2 separate regions of the Homo sapiens genome follow, and region 1 is linked to region 2. Evidence: chromatin contacts called from ENCODE Hi-C data. All regions are on one chromosome and are shown on one strand. Each heading gives the region's core, a stretch centred on a gene start or an enhancer-like site at or near the end of the contact. The rest is flanking DNA. Distances are from core to core; before and after follow the strand shown. Region 1 holds the start of PDE11A (phosphodiesterase 11A). Region 2 holds the start of OSBPL6 (oxysterol binding protein like 6).

Region 1 (2,700 bases), core at 128-2,627, 120 kb before region 2:
TTTAAATAGCAAAATTTGTATTGTAAAGAGCCTAAATTAATGTGTTCCTGGATGCCAGATGATAACCGAAGGCTTATCTCCCAAGCCAATGGGGCTCTGGGAGAAGGGGACAATGCAAAGTCCTACCTGGTAGGCATCAGGAATGTTGACCGTTTCTCCATGCTCCCCGACATAGCCAATGATACCTTTGCCCCAGGGGACCTGCACCTCATTTGAGTTCTCTGTGCTGCTGCAAGGCAGCAGAGGTGTTCCTGCATGCACATCAAAGAATTTGGAGACCAAGGTCTTCTTGCCAGCAGCTGCCCCTTCCACCAGGAAAAGAGAGCAGCGGTCAGCATCCACCATAAGGCAGACAAAGATGAGAATCTTGTAGCTCAGGCTGGTGAGGTCAAGGTCATTGGAGATATCTTTGACCAATTCCAGAAAGAACTGACGCTCATTATGCTTTTTCAGATGGCACTTGTAGTCGATGGCTGTAGGGGGATACCGAGGCAGATTCACTCTCGATTCCAGCAGCGCACTGAGAATATGGGCTGTGGTGGGGGGCAGGGAGCTTGCCTTCCGGAGAAGTGCCCTCCGTCGTACACTACTCAGGGGTTCCTGAGCCCGGGAGGTCACCTGTTCATCGTAGGTCCTGTTCACGTGGATGGCCTTGGAGCGGGCAAAACTCTTCCTTAGCTCTTTCTGAGAAGCTCTCCGCTGCAGGTTCCCATCGCCCCTGCTGCCACCGGCCCAGCTGGGACTCAAGGGAACCCCACCACAGTCCCCGCCACCGGGAAGGGGCTGGCTGTGGGCAGAGCCATTTGGTCCAGTGCCACCACCAACGCTGCTGCCACCTCTGCAGGTGCTGTGAGCCAAGCTGCTGGTACCAGCCAAAGAGGGCCTTGGACCTAAAGCCCCCTGACCCTGACTGTGCCTCTGCAGCCACTTTTCAACCATCTCCTGCTTCCCCTTCCGCATCAAGTAATCTTCAAACAACTCTGGGTGCCTGTCCAGGAAAGTTTCCACCTCCCCAAAGTCCAGGCGGGAGGCTGCCATGGTCCCAGACAGCTTTCCTTGCCTGTTTACACGTGAACCAAATGTTTTCCTGCCCCGAGGCCTCTAGCTGTTCCTGCACATGTTCACCCCCACCAGTATTCCCAGTTCAGCGCCACCTCCCCTGGAGATTATTCCCAGCAGTGGAATCTGGGAGATGCCCCTTCCTTCTCTGGCTCAGAGTGGCTGGCGCCGACCCCACCCCGTGGTCCTGCTACTCCTGCTCCGCACAGGTGCCCAGCACTGAGCTGCCGCCGCTGCCCCGGCTCCTGTTCCGGAAACCCGAGCTATCGCTGCTCCTGTTCTGGCTGCCGCCGCTGCTGCTGGAACTGCTGCTGTAACCGGATGAGTGGACCGCTGTGACAGGGAGGTAGGGCAGGACACGCCCCTGAGTGAGGCACGGAGCCTGGAGGGAGGAGAGAAGAGGAGGGAGCCGCGGACGCCAGACCAGCCAAAGTCCACGGCCCAGGCTGCCAGGCGGTTCCTGGAAGAGTCTCTGGACGGCCGGAATCGGCGCCTGGGTACAGGACTCCTGATTGGAACACGATTAGAAGAGGGAAACGCACCTTGTTCCTTCCCCGCTTCTTGCTCCCTTACCTCCCCAACCCTCCCTACTCACCGCGCCCCTTAATCCGTTAGCGTTTCGAGGAGGCCCAGCGGGAGCCCAGTGGGAGTCCGAGATACAAGTGTTGATGTTTTGCAGGGATCTGAACACAGAAGCGGACTCCGAGGAATCGAGAGTGTCGTTCACCCTCAGAGACAGGCAGGGTTATTTTTCTGGGATGTGACTGTGGATTGTTGGTTCCCAGGATTCCTGGGACTTGCTCACTAACACTGCCCAGCGCCTTGTGGGTGCTCAGTAAATATTAATGGAATGGCATTTCCCCGAAAATAGCAAATAAAGTTTCCGATGTGAGCAATTCATGACTTTAACCAAATTCATGTACCTGGGGCAGAGACAGATTACACAGAGAAAGGGTGTAAAACACAGTACAGAAAAAGAGTTTACCAGGTAGAGGAAGTAAGTGCTGAAGAGTCTGGAGTATTTAATTAACAGCAGGGAGACCAGCTAGGAGACAGTAAACCAAGCATAGAATCCTGGTAATTTGGAGCTGCTGGTTTCCAAGAAGGTGAGTGGTGATCAAGATTTAAAAAGAAAAAAAACAACGTTTAGCATAGTGCCTGGCACATAAAAAGTGCTCAGTAAATGTTAGCTGTTGTATTACTTTTGTTATTATTATTATTCTAAGGTGACGATGTATGGAAACTTTACTGAATGTAGCTATGTCTCTGGTCACTTGAGTGATCTATCAGTAAAGATGGTTAGTGATATGTTGAAACTGGCTTGTAAGGACTCACAAGTGCCTATTTTAAAATCTCTTTCCAATTCTGTATTCAGTCACATCATGGAGTTTGCAATCAGTCACAACGGGAATGTTTACACCATGGAAATCAGCAAATGTTATGTGTCAGGGTTTTTTTTTTTTTAATGGACTGCTAATTGTTAAACATTTACGGATATGCAGTGGAAATAATCCAAATGTCCATCAGCTGAGGAACAGACAAATAAAATGTGATAACTCCATACAATGGAATATTATTCAATCATAAAATGGAATAAAGCACTGACACGTGCTAGTACTCGAATGAAGCTTAAAAACATCA
Region 2 (2,700 bases), core at 144-2,643:
CATGGGTTTTAGCTTTTTTTCTTTTAAGGGAGAAAGCCATTTCAGTAGAGTTTCTGTTAATGGAACTCAGAAGGAGTAAGTAGAAAGGGTGGCTGTGATGAAGCAGAGGTCAGCATCCCAGCTGCTCCCTTGAGGAGCCTGTCTTCACAGCAAAGGAATGAAGGACAAACTGCCATTGTCGCAGGGTCCCGCATCTATTATTTTGTGACCAGAGGACATGAGAACATTGCTAGTCTAGATGGAAAAAGCTAATCCAACAGGTGAGATTGGAGATTCAAGAGAAACTGCATGTGGGAAGGAGTGCATAAAGTCGACTATGTTTCATAGCAAATCATTTTGTCAGCACAGGGCACAATGAAATGCCATCACAGTTGCCTCATTAGTAAGCAATATCTTCCATTTTTGAAGGCACCCCAGCATGTTCTGTAATAGCTCCCATTAAGTCCAGTCGATGTCCTCTGGACTCCCCCTCCGCCTCCCACCCCCAGATGATGATGACACAAATGTCTTGAAATATTGACATGTCCGCAGTCACTCGTTTACAGAATGTCTGTACAAATATTTACATTACCCCGTCCCTCCCAGCAAATTTGCCTTTAGATTAATCTGCACACCGAACGCAGGCCGGGAGTGGCTTGGAGTGTGGAAGGGTTTAAGGGTGTGGAAGGGTTGTAGTGAGGCGGGACTGACTGACTTTGATCGGCTTTGCCAGGGGCTTGAAGGAACCGGCTCTTCCTTTCGCAGAACCCAGGTGTTTCTCTGGGCCCGGGAAGTTTTTGCTCCCGAGCGAGTCAGGGACGGGAGCAGGCACGCACAGTCGCGTAAGTGTATGAAATGACGACCTCAGAAGGGCGCCCAGGGACATGGGTTTGGCAGCCCCGAGCGGAGGCCGCCAGGCAGCCGTTCCTTTCGGAATTCGGTCTCCCGCAGTGCTCCCGGCTGCGGCGCTCCTGGGCCGAGCGCTGGAGCCGTTCTGGGCAACCCTCCCGAGCGCGGCCGGCTCACCTCCGCCGGACTGCGCGGGGCGAGGGCTCCGCTACTGCGCGCAGGCCCGCGGATGGCAACTCGGGGTTTCCACTGCGGGTGATCTCGGGACACCACGGGTTCCCACGGAGGCCGGGCCAGGGGAGAGCCCTGGCTGTGGGACCCCGCGTGACCAGGGCGCAGGGCGCCGGGTCCTTAGCCCATCTGGCGGCGCAGGGAGGGGCGCCCGGTAGGGCGGGTGCGCAGCATGAGCCCCAGCCGCTTGCCGCTCCACTCCAGCCGGGCGGACGGGCGGGAGCCGGGGGCGGGGAACCCGGAGCGCCGCCCCGCCAGCGCGCCCCGCCCGTGGGAGAGGAGGGGCTGCAGCGCAGCGGACCACTGGAGGCGCAGCACGGTCGCCGCCGCCGCTGTCGGTGCTGGAGATCGCGGCTCGGTGCAGGCGGCGCCCATGCCTCCTCTCCTCCACTAGCCCGCGCGCCAGTCCGCCTGCCGGGGCCGGCTCTCCGCCTCCTGCCTCCCGTCGCAGCCGCGCAGCCGCCGCAGAGTCCGCGGCGCCACCGCTCGCCCTCCAGGTAGGTGTCCTAGCTGCAAAGGGATTGCTTGGGGCGGGCGCCAAGGTGCCCGCATCGCGGCCCGGGGGCATTGTGCGCCTCCGGCGGGCCGAGGACCCCGAGGGACGCGTGGGTGGGCAGCCGCAGCTTCGGGTCCCCAGGACATCGCCGTCCCCCTGGAGGCGCCCCCGGCCGATAGCCCGGGCTACAGGGAAGTGGGGGCGGCGGTGTCAGCCCATTCTCGCGGCCGGGATGGGAGGGGGCGTCTGTATCGCGGTCCCGGTTTGCCGCCCTCCCTCCCCCTCGTTGCCAGGGAATTCCGGCCGCCTGCCACTAGCGCTCGCATTCCCTCGCGCGGGCCGGCGCCCCTGCTCCCCGCAGGCTGCCTGGGGATTGAAGCAGGGGCAGGGAGAAGGACTGATGTAATTGTCAGCGGAAAACCGAACCGGCGCGGGTGAGAGCGCCCGCGCCCGCGAGAGCTAACGCCTACGCCGCACCTTTCAGGGAATCGGGGAAGCCGAGAGGAGCGGCTGGGGAAGTTGTGCATTGGGTTTTATTGTGCGCGTGCACTGCGGACTGCCCTCGCGGGGCACCCCTGCCCACCCGCTGCTGGCGCCCCTGCAGCCCTCCCGGCAGCCTCCGTCCACTCCCCCGGCCAGGGCCAAGTCTGCCTTCCCTGGTTCAGACCGGGACAGCGTTTGCATTGCAGTCAAGACGTGCTTCCCCTGCATCAAGCCGGGAGCTGCCCGCAGATCGTGTCGCCGGGGATGCTGGGGGAGGAGGGAATGGGAGACCTGAGGAGAAAGCCTGGAGAAGTAATGACACAAGCGGATTTTCTCCCCAAAGCTTCTGCTGCGTATAGACACATCTGCAAGGCACCTTTTAAGCTGTTTTTGAAAGTTATAACCAGATACTGATTTTGTGACAATTCTATGATATACCTGAACGGTTGCTTAAACATAGAGACCTAAAGCTAGGGGAAGCATTACATAATGGACATGAAGCAAATGACACGAAACTAAGTGAACCCACTGGGTTGCCAGATTATTTCTCTCTTCTGGACACAAAATCCTGTAAGGTTTTTTCTATAGGAACTTTCATTTTTAAATTGCTGGGCTAAGTTTAGCCAATTGTCTATTATATTCAGTTGTGATTTTTTTTTTCT

The links. Hi-C counts contacts between places; a loop is a spot of excess contacts on that map. Pooled maps may share reads with other maps.
Region 1: a loop to region 2 is called in a map of PC-9, with 2.3 times the contacts of the local background. The contact joins the promoter of PDE11A here to the promoter of OSBPL6 in region 2. A Hi-C loop is called at or near these places in 1 of 168 maps with a recorded cell type or tissue (PC-9) and 3 of 50 pooled maps.

Annotation. Positions count from the first base shown.
Region 1 is chr2:178,071,400-178,074,099 of GRCh38, forward strand. PDE11A (phosphodiesterase 11A) reads right to left here and starts at 1,378. Exons shown (of 20, transcript NM_016953.4): 1 at 127-1,378. The coding sequence starts at 1,038.
Region 2 is chr2:178,193,119-178,195,818 of GRCh38, forward strand. It overlaps OSBPL6 (oxysterol binding protein like 6), which reads left to right and starts at 1,394. Exons shown (of 25, transcript NM_032523.4): 1 at 1,394-1,556. RefSeq lists silencers at 948-1,637, 2,084-2,378.